Regions from separate parts of the Mus musculus genome. Here all the other regions are linked to region 3. Evidence: chromatin loops called from intact Hi-C (ENCODE). Cell type or tissue: left cerebral cortex. All regions are shown on one strand.

Region 1 (5,000 bases), 300 kb after region 3:
TATCCTTTCTCCCCTAACTTACATGGCACTCAACCCCAAACTGTTGGATCACCTGGAAGACCTTATTAAAGGACTCAGTAAAGACATTCTGTGCAAGTCCCCCCATTTCAGAAAAAAAAAAAATCATACTTAGGCTAATAATATTGGTGCTTAGACTGGCTTTGAACTTGTAGACTCCTTCCTGACTCAGCACACTATGTGCCGGGATTGCAGGTGGGAACCATGAAGCCCTATAGAAGCTATGGGGGACTTTACAAAGCAAAGCCCCTCAAGAACTGCTCTCGTTGTTAGCAAGTCCACCACAGCCCTGATCTCATTTCTGCTTGGGCACTTTCTCTGCTTTTCTATAAGTATCTATTGTTACTTATCACCTTTGTCTTTTTTTTTCCTCACAAAGTCAATGACCTCTTCATCTTTTGTAAAGAAGTAGAACAACCCCACTCATCACTCCCATTAAATCAACACTACATTATTATTAATTAGTAATTAACAATGGGGCCTCGCAAAATAGTTCACACTAGTCAGTGAATCTTTGTTCTCTTTTCTCGGCCTTCCTTGTTGAAATAACGGGGCCATTTTTCACCTTCCACTCCACCGGTGGACCCAGCTCTCGGGGTGGGGGGTGGGGGGTGGGGAGTGGGGGTGGGGCTCTTGAGCTTTCCAGGTTTTAGTCCTGGCAGTTCTTTTGCAGTACCCACAGGGCATCACCACACTCTCTTTTTTGTCCAATAGCAAACAGCTTCTCGATCACAGTTCCAGTTTCTACCTCACAGGTTGCCCCATTTACCATCTTTCCTTAGATGTCCTAAATCTATTTCAAACCTAAGAAGCATGAGGCCAGCTTTATAATTTCTTTCTGGTGATTCATGCCATTGTTACCCAGCTGGAAACATAGTTGAGAAAACTATCAATTTTAACTCTTAAATTTGTTTCTAATATTAGCACACAAAGCGATGGGCTTAATGAAATGTATGAATTACCATGCTCCCATTCTGCTGGACGCCCCCCCCCCATTCCTTCCCCCACTCCTGCTGCTCTGCTTGCTCCCACAGGATCCCCTCTTCTCCTTCTGTGTCATGTGTATTCTCCTGCCCTTTCTCTTCTCACCTCCAACCCAAGAGCTCCTTTTTCCACTCTCATGATCGCTTTCCTAGTTTCAACATGTGTAAAAATCAAAATCTAGAGCATACATCTAGAGAAAACATGGTATTTGCCTTCTGTGTCTGCCATGCTTAACACGGCAGCCTCCAGTTCCACTTGTTTACCTGCAAATGCCATGATTTCAGTTTTATTCAGAGTCCCATAAAATGCCATTGTGTAGACGCACTACATTTTATTTATCCATCCATAGGTTGATGTGAATCTAGTCTGGGTCCACTTCTCACTTGTTTTGAATGAAGGGCTATCAGGTATGTGCGCAGGAGAATAGCAGGTCATCTTGTGGATCTGTTTTTAATTTGTTGAGAAACTCTATACAGAGTTCCACAGTGGCTGGACCAGTTTACAACCACCCACAGTGATGCGGGTTCTTCTTCCTCCACAGCCTGGGCACCATTTGTTGTTCTTAGTTTTCTCGCTATCCTTTTCCTTGCTGTTGTGTATCCTCTCTTCTGATCTCTTTCTCAAATCTATAAAACACATCAGACTTCATCTCTATCTCTTCATGTCCAGCATCACCTACCTGACTCCCAAAATTCACTTCTCTGCCTCTATTCTTTGGTGGTTAACAGCGACCTTCCCTCTTCCTTTATCATCTCTGCTGTCTCTTTTCTCTCATCCCCATGGCTGTGCCATTGGTCTTGCAGCTGGTCGATTTCATCAATTTCCCAGCGATTCTCTCTTCCATCTGTTTTGTTCCTGAGTAACAGAATTTCCACCTTTTCCCACAGTGACTTTCCCAAGAAAGATGGAACATCATCTTCCAAATTACGCCTTTAAAAGCTCTCTGTTGTCTGCAGAATGAGACCCAATTTCTTCATTAAATCTTTATGATTTGTTCCTAGATTATCTTTTTTTTTTTTTTTCTTTTTCCTCCCATCAGCTCTACCGTACTACTAACAGAAACTCAGGTCTCTGGTCATAGTCTCAGTACCTACCCTCCAATTTCTCATGCTCTCAGCACTCCTGTGCTTCTTTCCTTCTCATCTTCCTGAAGTCTGATGGAGGAAACGATGTTTTATTGTCTTCTGTAGACATAAAATAAATGTGGGAGGGAAAAGGATTATAAAACTCGTAGCCTTCAAGACAACTAACTTTGCAGGGCATTTTTGAAGTTTTCCCCTTAGAATGCTCTCCAGTCGCAGTTATTTATCTACCAGCTCAATGTAAAATCTTTGTCAAAAATTAGATGACTCAACTCTAGGATGAGCTAAGCTCTTTGCCTGGTAAATCTTGATGTCTGGGTTACAAGGAATTTGCCTAGGCATAATGTGGCCTCACACCCCTTTTGAGGCTGGAAAACAGGTACTGGGCGAACACCACCCCACCCCCAGAACCTCGGACTGCAAGAAGTGTTGGGAGTCACTACGTCCTGCGTCATCACGTGCTGCGAAGAGGGTGGGGCCCTCCTGGGAACCGTGAGGGGCGGGGCCGAGCAGGTGGGGCGGGGCTGGAGCCCGGGGCGGAGCTGCGCGGGGTCGCGGCTGCGGAGGAGCGGGCTCGCGGCGGGCGGCAGCGTGTGTGTGCGCTCCCTTTGACGCTCGGTGCCCCACGCGTGTCCCGGAGAGGCTCAGCCCGGAGCGACCCGGAGGACGAACTGGTGGACGGACTCGGGGGTGGCTGCCAGGCAGGGTTGTGAGCGACGCCGCGGCACAGCGCGGGAGCCGGGAAGCCCTAGAGCACTGCGGCCCCTCCTGACCCTCGGGACCGGGCGCGGCTAGCGTGCGGGTTTCTCCTCCGCGGCCAGCTCGGGCAGCCCGAGTCTCCTCTGTCGCCCGCACCTGCGCGTCGCGGTCGTCCCGCCCTCGGCGGCGGCTCACCTGGGCGCAGCGCGGGCAGGGCGCCGCCTCCGGGACGCAGGTGGAGCGGGCAGGGCGCGGGCACCATGAGCAGCGGCGCCAACATCACCTATGCCAGCCGCAAGCGGCGCAAGCCGGTGCAGAAAACGTGAGTGACGGCGGGCAGGCGCGCTCCGAGGGTGCGGGAGGTCCCCACGCGTGCCGCCATCCAGGAGCTGAGTCTCAACCAATGCGTTAAAAAAAAAAAAATCCTGCTTTCAGGCACCTGCACCTTTACTGCTCAGCGACCTTCCCTGGCTGGTTCGTTGACAGCTCTGACCTACCTAGTGCCGCTCTAGCTTAGTTAGTTAAGCTTGCCTGGAAATCCTCCACTCTAGATCTCCGCTGCCGTGAGCTTTAGGGGACACGGAGGATAAGTAGACAGCTCACTGAGGTGAGATGTTGGGCAGAGCTAAACACGTGTTGTCTTGAAGGAGGGGACCTGTGCCTTTGAAGGAATGTCTTTCTGTTCTTAGCGCCTAGCTTTCTGTTTTGCTCTCTCATTTACTTCCTAGGCAGCAGTTCTGCAGGGCTCGGTGTAGGCGCAGAATTGATAGCAGGTTGGAGTGTGCAGTGGACAGGTGCCCTGGCAGCTTGGTGGCATTCTTAGCCACTCTTTGGTGCAGTTTTCTTCCTCCTTTTGGAGTGCTTTTGGGTCTGTAAAATTTTAAATCATTAAGAAGAGGAAAAAGAACTAGACTGACTTCTAAGTTATTTCTACTCTCTACCTGTAGTTCATTTCCCCTTGCTTTTTTTTTTTTTTTTTTTTTTTTTTTTTTTTTTTTTTTGCCAATTCTGACAGAGATTACAGGCTTTGGTCTTTATTTCCATGGGCTATTTGTATGAGATGGGAGATTTTTTTTCCCCCCTCAGAAAAGAGATTCATGATTGAGACAGGGTTCCATTTAGGAGTTGTCTGTATTGATGCATTCATTCATAATTACCTTGGAGTTTCCACATCTCACCATTTGTTATTTTTTTAAAAAAATAAATTATTTTAGGAACACTTTCAGGCAATCAGTAGTGTGTGTTTTGCTTGAAACATGACAGCTATCACCAAGTGAACCAAAAAAAGAAAACAAAAACAACAAAAAAACCAACTTAAGATTTATACACTGTTTACAAATAGTTACTAGCTTAGAAGTTGGGTTATTTGTGGATTTTAATTCCCCTTAAGAATTTCAACTGTCCTAGTTCCTCAAATCTTGACTTACAAATTAATATTGAGAGGAGATGTCCATGTGTAAATAGTTTGATCAGAATTTGGAAGTTTTATGGTTGGTACACTTTAAAGGACGCAAATGTCGTTGACTCAGCAGTTTTCTACCCCGGCAGTTCTTTGGACCCTGGCTTTCAGTGCTTTAGTATTTTGTAGGACGGTTTCTTTTTGTTAAAACATGTTTGCTCAATTTGACTTTGTTCCTGGCAGTTACAGTTTCCGAGGCTTTCAAGTGCTTGTTCCCTGTTTTCATTAATAGTAATACTAACTCAGTATGAGATGAAAAATCTCAGGTATTATGTACATGGGCATAAAACTTGGAGCTCCGCTTGAGTGTCTAAGTCTAAGTAACTGATTTTCCTTATGTTATTTAAGGACATAAACTGCTTTCTATACAAAGGTCACCATCTTAAATGTTATTCATTATAACGGCGAGTGCTCTTAGTTTCTAGTTAATATAGAGAGCTTCCTTTTTAACACGACAACACTTCCTTTTAGATTAAGTTACACCTTTTATTATATTGTCTCACTATTTGCATTTGATAATTTCGGACAACTAAACTGTTGTCCCCACGAACTTATATTTTATTTTATTTGGTCCTTGACTTCTGTTTATCAGATCTGTACTGAACACCTTTAATCAACTCTGAGCCTTCAAATGCCTTAAAGGTCACCAGCTTGCTTTGTCGAAGACTTTAGTGCTGGCACTTAGGTCCTTTAGTGAAAGTACTTACGTTGTCCCCCCTGAACAGAAAATAGTGAGCTGTATAATCACATAATCAAAG
Region 2 (5,000 bases), 600 kb after region 3:
TCTGGGTCAACAGATTGAAAATGACTGTCTTACCTCCTGGGATACATTGGAGTATTGTTGATCTCTGGTACACAGGCATACATCCATTTCTGCTCACTACAGAGAAGATGCAATCTATGATGCGTTGCTCTTGAATCGGGGGCTTAGCTCATACTGAGATCACAAACACCTTTGATAAACTGCAGTTATACCTATCTACAGTATGTAAACTAGACCAGAGTCAAAATTCTCAATCTCTGGCAACTATGAAAAATTGCTACTTGTTTAATATTTGTTTATGTTCTCTATAAAATTAATTAAATTCAATGTAACCCAATGAATCATGGGTGGGAAAATACCATTTCTACATTTGATCATACTCAGAGACCAAAAGGCAAGGAAAATACCATTCCTATAAAAAATAAAATGGATGAGTATAAGTAAGTCTTGGTAAATGCTTATAATGAGAAGCCACTAGAAAATTACAATGCTAATACAAAGGTATTGGTGAGTAACTGGAAATAAGATAGGATGGTATGCGTGTATGTGTGTGTGTATTTAAAATATGATTGCATTAATAATTGAATCCATCTTGGTGGGTAAAAGGGGGTATGTTGATCAAAATAGAGGGCTTAGTTTTATCTCACTAGGCAAATTAGATGACCTCTGCTCTAAAATGGTGATGTACATCAAACTCCCAAGACCTAGGTTTAGATCTCAATATTTTAGGGCCTTTTCTAACTCAGCTAGAACTGGTTTTCATCAGAAGTAGGGAAACTTGCAAAAACAAAAGGAAACTTAATACCTCCTGCAGATGTGGCACTAACAGAGCCTAAGCACTCAGAGGGGCTCATTTGCTGGTGTGAACCTGGCAAACCACACCCAGGACATGCACTGCTCTTTTGAGGCAGGCTTAAGGCAGAGCTCAGACTTGTGAGCTTGTGAGGTGTCCTGCTTCCTTGCCTTTCATTTCCACATCATTATGGAGAATCTATGTAACTCATGGAGAGCTGGAGTTTTGATTCTGGTCTAAGTCAATAAAAATCGACATCAATGAGCTGCGGTAGAACACGCATTTATAGTCTCAAGGTAAGCCAAGTCCCAAATTCAGCAGCAGTTTTTGTCAGTTTTCATCTTGCTAATACACCACACTCAAAAGAAATTGTTTTCAAATTCCTGCAAGGACTTGACACAAGCATCCTCCTTTTTTGTCTTATTGTATAATAATCATTGGGAAAGAACAGCCTTTTATAATGTGAGATTATAGCCATTTGGCGGAGATAACCATCTGGTCCCACTAACCATATCCTCAAGGCCCTGGGCAACCTGCCAATGAAATGAAATGAGATTCATTAAGATCAATTTGTTAATTGTTAATGAGGCTTCAAAATGTCCCAGTAAATGACTTGATCGTTTAAAGAGTGCATTGATGCTTTTTCTCTCTCATCCTTTCTGTACATGAAAAAGTTAATTTATTTTTAATCATTTCCATTTCTCCTTTCATCCCCCCTGAAGGCTACAATAATTATCTGCTATTACCACCACTAATCAAAGCAGCCCATAAATTTGAAGACCAAGTGTAATGAGTGAACACATAAATAGCATGACAGGATCTTCAAAGCAACTATATTATTTCATTCCATTTACAAAATGGTGAAGATAATACTAATTCACAGCTTTACCATAAAGAGCTAGCATGTTGTGGGGCCCCATTCTTGGAAATGATGGATTGAGCTGTCCAGGATGTTCCTCAACATGCTAACATGCTGCAAATGAATTAGACCAGATACAAGACATTCTTTTAATTGCTTGTGTTGACTAATTAGCAAAACTTGGTGGGAAGCCTAGCATGATTATGAGAAAACACTTAGAATTGAGCTATTGACAAATTGACCTGGGTCTACCATTCTTTCACTGGATAGTCCATGGCTACACATACAGACATGATCAAAACTATCTGCTGCATAGAATCTCTCTTTTCTATACTTCAAAATAATAAAAATTGGATCTTTTACCAATTCTACATTAGTAAATTAAGGACTTGAAAAAAATCTTTTCACACACACAAAAAAGCCACTTTAAGGGACCATGCAGGGCACATTGCAAAAATTATCACAAGATCTCTATATAAATCACAAGGATGGGCACCCATCTGTTCATCTATTTCCCTGGCAACCAAGATCCATAGAGCAGCTGGATTCTTATTCATCTCTACTGCTCTCTAAAGTGTAGAATGAAAATTTCTCTGAGCTTTATTTTCCTCCTCCACAAAAAGATAATGCCACTCTCAGAGTACTATAGCCATTCAGACCCAGTGTCTGCTCAGCAGCATCTCAGTGTGACAAGTTGGAAACCAGCACACACTGAATGCTGGTTCTGCTCAGAAACTGGCTCCCTGTTCTCTAGTGTGCGTCAACATATCCACAGGCATCCATGGCTGGGTTTCGGGGCAATCACCTTCAATTGCTGCAAACTGTTGTTGTGGACATCCTAGATCTTTCTTATCAGAGAAGAGAACTTTATGCTCACATTATGGTTCCAGGAATGTTCCTATCCCATTAAAAAAGCAAAAAACTGAAAACTAGGAAGTAGTGTAAATACATACGGCTAAGCCTGCCAGTCACTTTCCAGGGAATTAAGGCACATGTCTATCTCTTCTTTCCATAAAATTGGTAGTAACCATGCCCACCTCAAAAATGATTATGACTTGAAGTAAATGCAATGTCCAGCATTTCAAAGTCTTGACCTAATAATTGGTGGCTTTATTGGTGTATATTTATAAAAGAATAATTAGTCTTAATCTCTCAAATAACCTGTTCATTGACAAATAGCCTGACCTTCTTTGTGTCTCTTCAGGCCTGCCACACAGGACACAGGAAGATGGTCTTATCTTCCACATCAGTCCCAGTAATGCTTTTCTTCTTAGATGTCCTCCATAACTCTCGCTAGCACCTTCTGCTTCTCTTACTCCAATTTCCTCCTTTCCATAATAACTCTCCATTTTCCTAAAATGCCCTCAATTTTGTTACATTTCCACCGGTAATTTTCACCTACTTGACATCACATCATCTTTTCAAGAGTGTGGTCTATACCAGTTTCCAGGTTGGTTGGTTTGTATCTGTCTCATTCATTTTTCATTAGAAAGCTGGTTTGTTTGTTTGAACTTGATCCAAATTTCAACATGTATAGGAAGAAGGGATTTTTGTTGAAAAAAAAACCTATGTAATATTGTTTTGTAGGAAAAATGAATGTGGGAGGGCCTAGCACACTGTGGGCAGTGTCGCCACTGAGCAGGTGTTCCTGAAATGTATAAGAAAGCAGGCTGAGGAAGCCACAAGGAGCAACCCAGTAGGCAGTGTGCCTCCATGGCTTCTGGTCCATTTCCTGCTTCCAGGTTCCTGGAGAGAGAACAAATGATGTCTGTATGGACGTGGCACCTGCCAGTAATAAATCTGATGGCCTATGGCTTAGGTAGGAAATAGGAGGTGGGACATCCTAGAAGCAAAAAGAATTCTGAGATAGATCCAGGTAGAGGATAACACCCAGGAAGACATGACAAGTTGGGCACATGGTACTTGAGGATAGGTACCCAGTCACGTGGCAGAATGTAAATCAGAATAAATGGGTTACATTAAGTTATGGTGGTCAGAGAAGAGCCTAGCTATATGGCCAAAGTGTTTGTAAATGTATTTGTAACTGTATTTTGAGTCTGAGTCTTATTTCTGGAAGCATGGGGCAGGGAGGAATAACCAGACCTAACTTCTACAGGTTCCTGGCCTGATTTCCTTCAGTGGTGGACCGTGATATGGAACTGCAAGTTGAAATAAACCCTTTCCTCCCAAAGGTGCTTTTAGTCATGGTGTTTTAGAATCTAAACTGGGACAGTTAGCATATAAGTCATGCATTTAATCATTGTTTCCAGTTTTCAACTCTCAAGTACCATACACAGTTCTACACATGCATTTAATCAGTTCCTAAATGTTAGCAGTCATGCCTCCAGGAGATGACTTCTACTAAAAAACTTATGGGCACAAAAGGAGAGTGGCAAACAACTTTAATGAGGTCTGGAAGGGAGTGTTCTTATACCTAGTGACAAAGGTCTGTAGGTGCTTGCCTAACTAAGCCGTTCCAATTCCTCTGCTTCATCTGTGGAATCAAGACAAGCTCTATCATATCTACACTATGATCTTCCTTTACAGGGACATGGCATTAAATGCTCCAGATGAACACAGATCGAGAAAGAGTGACTTTAAGGACCTTGTCAATCACAGCCTGTGTGGCTTCTTACAGGGGATTGCCTGTTGCTCATTCATCCCCATGATCTATTACTCCAACCCCTAGACACACCCACTTAAAATATGGATAACCAGAATTGAAAACTGCCCCGAGTTGCATTTTCTTCCTCAAAACTCTATCTGAACTAATGAATCCTGCGTGCTTTCTGCTTGCTAGTTGCTATTATTACTGCTCACATAGGTCAATTATTTCATTTCTTCAGACAATACTGGAGTGGGTAGTATTATAGATACGCAGGCCTTAGAGATACTATGTGGCTTGCATAAGCATGTAGGTTGAAAGACACTTCAAACCCAAGTCTGTCTAGTCTGGCCTGCAAACTTCTGTCACATTATTTTTTTTCTGTTTAAAATACTACAGGAACAGAGAATTAAAAATAATTCCATGGGGTGGGAACGTGGGGGCATGATCCTACCTTCAGGAAGCCAGGGAATTATAGACAGAAGGAAAACTGACATACTGCCAGCAAGGCTTGAGATGTGAATGGAAGCAAGGGAAGGAATGGCTAAACTGTTGGGCCGGGTCTACCTGTACCCCTGGGTAGCTCCACGCTGATACATGCCACAGGAAGACTCTTGTGTTTCCCTTTGTAGCCAGGGCTCCTCTATGTCTCAGACCCTGGATGTGGGTTGTCCTTTTCCTGTAACACCACAGCCTGAGTCACTGTTTTCCCATACTCCTCTCTTGAACCACGCCTACTTCACCCTGATCAGCTGCACTGGGAC
Region 3 (5,000 bases):
GAGGATGTGGGGTTGCTCCCCACTCCAGGCCCAGCCAAATCAGACCCTTGACTGTATTGACGAAATGTCTCTCTCCTCTTATCTTGTTGGTTTAAGATAAGCTGATACAGAATTGGATCTACATTTTTCAATGCTGTTAAAATTGGTTCTAAGTCGGGGAACATGTTACCCTTTTACCACCCAGAGGCAAACAAGTTCCAGAAGAGGAGCAAGCCAGTGGTTGACGTTGTGCTCCTCAGTATTCTAGTACTTGGCTTTCAGTATCAAGGTGCAGCAAGCCGCTGGCACTCCATCCATGGCTTCTGTCTTCTAGGAAGGAATAAGACATTTTCTATGGAGATAATGTCATCCACTTTGTCTAGAACTTCACAAGATGGCAGTAAGAGAACAAATCATACAATATTTGAGCAGGTTAGTTTTTCACGCTAGTGAAATTGATTTAGATTACTTAGGATAAGAACAGCTACTTGGTGATGCAGACTCATCTCTCCCATGACTGAAAGAGGCTAAGTAGGCATTCTCCTCTCCTCTCTTCTCCTCTCCTCTCCCCTCTCTTACCCTCCCTTCTCCTCCCTTTCTTCTCTTTCTTAAGAATGTCTCATGTAGCTCAGTCTGCCTCCAACTTTCCATGTAGCCAAAGATGCTCTTTGACTTTTGATCTTCTTGCCTTTACCTCTCAAGTGCTGGGATTAAAGGGGATCAAGCTCAGGGTGTTGTGCATTCCAGGCAAACATTCTACTCACCGAGCTATAGCCCCAGCCCACAGGCATTCTTTCCTTATATCCTTTGGTCTTGTATTTGCCCTAAGGAATAAATCTCCTGTTTTTGACCATTGTTTTTGCTGCAAAAACTACGAATAAAGCCGCTCTACTGACTATAAAAATGTAGAGATGTTTCATCTGGAAATTAGTCTTGTTAGCCTACTTTTCTGTTTGTTTTTGTTCCTGTGGTCTGTGTATCCACAGAGCATTCTTCAGCTTCCTCATTTCCCTGCTCCTCTCTAGAGATTGCTAGTTACTCAGTCAGAACAGCCTTTTCTCTGCCTTGCAACCAGAATGAGTCACACTCACTTCCAGATTCTTGAATCATAGGGTTATGAATCTTTTACTTCTTGAAAAATCTTCTCCTGTAAGTTTTCAAGAGGGAGCATTTAGTAAGCAATTTTCTTTCCTGCTAGGTCCTTGCCCTGTTCCCAAGCCATGTGATTTGTCTAGAACGTTGCCTTTTCTTTTCTAATGTTGGGTGCATGACTCCAGTTCACCTCTTCTGTTTTCATCTCCTGTCTAGTGTTGCTTCAAGGATAGTAAACAACTCAACCAAACTCTTTTACTGAGACTGTTGCCAGGGGCATTGCAGATCTTTCCCACCCCCACATACAGGGGGAGGGAGGATAGGGAGTAGATGACCTCATAGGTGGCAAAAGAGTTATAGAGCAGGTGGGGTGAAAGCATTCTTAAGCAAAGCCTTCCAGTGTCTGCTTACTAGTGCTGCTGAAAGAGGCTGAGCTCTGAGTAGACATCCCAGGAAAGGATTAGACTCCAGGAGAACTAATCTCAAGATTTCTCTGCTTCTTTTCCTCATCTCAGTCCATAAACAACCCAGAGAAAATGGATCAGAACATGACTGCACTTCTGGGAAAGGGAACAGCAGAATGGGACATGGATCAATTAGTTTGAGAGGAGTATGAGGAACGGCATGTTTATAATATTTGGAAGGAAGTTAACATCAGTTAGTAATTTCTCTGTTCCCCAGAACGTGATCTTTGAACAACTCTGAAGGCAACCAGTTCTCCAAGATTAGTAAGGACCCTGATCTAATTAATCTAAAGTTAATTATTATTTAATTTACATGGCAAAGGAAAGGAGGAGGAATTTTACACTTGCCACTCGTGGTAGGTGTATATATGTTCTGTTCTGTTTCACCCTACACAGAATTTGTAATAAAGAAAGAAGAGATGCATTTTCAAAGCTACAACTGTGTAAGGGCTATGGAAATATAAAGAAACTGGAACAAAGTCCCTATTGTATAGGAAATATTCAGGGAAAACCAGTTAACTGTGGCTGTTGTTGATAATGCTGTTCACACGCCTGCTGGGGGAAGCACTTGCAGAGGACTGAGGCTAGTCAGGGTATGCACAATGGCTGGGCAGGGTGCTCAAAGACTGGTTCTGAGTGCACAGGGCTTGGGGTTGGGAGCAGTGTCTAGTCTGGGTGCAGTGTCTGGTCTGGGTGGAAAATGGCTGGGTCTGCATGCACAGTACCTGGGTCTGGGTGCATAGGATGTAGTCAGGGTGCACAGTGGTTGGTCTGGGTGTATAATGTCTAGTTTGGGTGTACAATGGCAGGGTCTGGATGCATAGTGTCTAATCTGGGTGCACAATGTCTAGTCTGGGTGCACAGTGGCTAGTCAGGACGGACAGTAGTTGATTAGCATGCACAGTATCTAGTCAAGGTTTACAGGGACTTGTTGGGCTACACAGTGACCATTGTGTTCTGACTGAGAGAAATAGAGAAATTCATAATTGTCCTCAAAGATAGGTAAGACACTTGAGAATCTTAAATCTGGGATCACAGTAACTCAGAATCTTAGCATGGTGCTTAGGTCGTGTTTCAGAGGGAGCCCTTGATGTCCACTAGAGTGAGAGACTCATGGCCTCAGGGCCACTTTGGCTACTCTAGGATAAGAGAACGACTAGTTGACATGTTTCTCTTTGAACATGATAAAACAGTAAATGGCATATATCAACTTTAGAACACGTTGAATAGCAATTCAGTTAGTTCTTGATCTTTCAAACCTAATTTATTTTACAACGGAAACAAACTCAGTTTACTAAATATAACTTTAGTTCTAAAATGTGACAAAGGCAGTGGTTGGATATGTGTCCCAGATTAGCGTGTTAACTGTCACTTTTACCTTCGTTCTCTTTCCTTGACCATCCCCTTAGCCTCTCTCCCTTTCCAGCTTGCCTTCTTTCCCAAGTCCCTTTCTTGTAATTCAGTGTTTCAGTTTGACCAGAAGAGGGCACTATGCTGCAGCAAGTCTGGACTTCAAGTACCTGAAAAAAACCAAGTGGTGAGAAACTCAGAGAGAAAAATGAGCTCATAAATGTGGTTACGTACATGAGTGCTTATTGGAATTTAATTACAGTGATTTATACAGACCTGACATGATCGTATGGCTCATAAAACAAATCATGTTAACAGCGTGGTCAGTGAGGTACCCTTTCCTCTATGAAAAGCAGTTATTTTTCAGCTCTTTAGTCCCGAATAGGATATTCTATCAAAAGAAGATGAGTTGTGCTAACTCCTGTGACTTTTCAGCGTGTGCCTGCTTTACTGGTTGGCTCTACTGTATAATTCCTTATTTTTAACTTAGTAAGCATATATCAGCTTTCCCAAGATAATTAGGTGGATAAACAAAATGTTCAAAGAGCAATGGAGTCAATCAGACTCTTTATCAGGGACATACACACAGCAAAGCTTTTTACAAATGGATAGACTTCTCCTTTGAGACTTGGCCCCAAATTGGATTTCCTGGAATTTACAAGGGACAAAGCAGGCTACTTTCCTAAACAGAACAAGATCCTATTTACTTGTTAAGACTAGAGAAAAGAGAGGAACCCTCACACCCTCTAGAAACACACTGGAGTTAAGAATTTAACAGCACAAATGTGTACTGGAATACTCAACCACTTTAAAACAAATCGGACATTGTTCCAGAACATTCCTATCAGCACATGATTTTCTTATACACCGATATCAAACTTTTATTTTTAAAGAAGTCAAAATGTTCCCCCCCCCATGCCTATGTGGACAGCCACACCTCTAACAGCTGTTTAGACACTGAGTATTCTTTTATAGCGCTTAACGAGATGTTTAAGGAATCAATTATTATTATGCTTTTCAATTTAGATCTTTACATTATAGGAATCAGACAAGTATGAGAGAGAGAGAGAGAGAGAGAGAGAGAGAGAGAGAGAGAATCTACTGTGGATTCTGGTAAGTCTCATGTTTCCTGTTTCTTCTGTGTAGAGTTTGGTCATTGGTCAACAGTTCATGCTGCCATAACTGAAGACATAGTTTCATCAGCACAGAATCAAGACAGGTGTTTGCTTCTCTTTCCAAATTTTTATAATACTACCTAATAAATAAAATACACATGGATACCTCCCCCCCACTTCCCATTATAACTTGTATATTTTCCTCACTATTAATCTCTTTGAATTCTGCAAAGTTGGTCAAATGTTAAAATATTTAGAATGAACCAAACACAGATCTCAACTTAAGCTTCTTCTCTTCTTCCTTTCATTAGTAGCATTAATGAAATATATTTTAGAAGGAATAAAAACTCTCTCATGCAATTAGGACAGCTGCTCTTCTGCCCACTTCTCTTGAGGTTCCTCCTCTTGCTCCCTTGTGCATGTTTCTATCTCGATTTTCTTCCCCCCTTTTTTGAATCCTGAGCTTTTTCTTTCTTTTCAAAAACATGTTTTTATTACTTTTAGCTATGAGTGTATCTGTCTGGGTGTGTCCACGTAAATGCAAATGCTCTGAGAGTCAGGAAGCATTGGATTCTTAACTCTGGTCCCCTGCAAGCACAGTTTGCTCTTAACTGCTGAGCTATCTCTTTGGCCCCTTAGGTTGATTTATTGCTTGTCTCAAAACCTCAGTATAACAGTAAAGGTATTTCCATTAGTCAAACTATCTATTTCTACTACAGTGTTCAGAGTCTTTGCCTTCTGAATTCTATAGCAATAGGTTTTATGCAGTTAATCAGTCTCTTTGAGATTAAGTCACCACACATGTAGGGTGTCTTTTGGGGAGGGCAGGTCAAAAGAAATTAGGAAGTAGGCCTCTGTTTCTTTTTCTGGAGGCTGCCTTAAGTGAAGGCAAGGGACACAACCAAGGATGTGCTTCCAAATGTTATTTGAGTGCATTGGAAATTGTGGGCTAAGGGCACCCACAATTTCTAGCCTGGCAAGTGTGGGTCATCAGAAGGCT

The links. Hi-C counts contacts between places; a loop is a spot of excess contacts. Peaks named below come from ENCODE experiments on the same cell type or tissue, not always from the same donor. Only the 100,000 strongest peaks of a DNase experiment are listed, where the experiment ranks them.
Region 1: a loop joins it to region 3, with 8 times the contacts of the local background. A loop is called at or near these places in 31 of 42 quality-filtered maps.
Region 2: a loop joins it to region 3, with 2.2 times the contacts of the local background. A loop is called at or near these places in 10 of 42 quality-filtered maps.

What each region holds. Positions count from the first base shown.
Region 1 is chr12:35,532,667-35,537,666 of GRCm38, reverse strand. It overlaps Ahr (aryl-hydrocarbon receptor), which reads left to right and starts at 2,678. Exons shown (of 11, transcript NM_013464.4): 1 at 2,678-3,105. The coding sequence starts at 3,044. In left cerebral cortex, a CTCF peak has its summit at 3,037; DNase peaks (open chromatin) are centred at 2,538, 3,129 and 3,402; H3K4me3 peaks cover 1,925 bases; H3K27ac peaks cover 1,259 bases.
Region 2 is chr12:35,228,773-35,233,772 of GRCm38, reverse strand. No RefSeq gene overlaps it. Among named protein-coding and RNA genes, the nearest start is that of Mir680-3, 36 kb to the right of the region's middle. In left cerebral cortex, no CTCF peak of the experiment used is centred here; DNase peaks (open chromatin) are centred at 1,750 and 2,162.
Region 3 is chr12:35,829,523-35,834,522 of GRCm38, reverse strand. No RefSeq gene overlaps it. Among named protein-coding and RNA genes, the nearest start is that of Gm40388, 85 kb to the right of the region's middle. In left cerebral cortex, a CTCF peak has its summit at 3,027 (motif pointing right); DNase peaks (open chromatin) are centred at 1,052 and 3,058.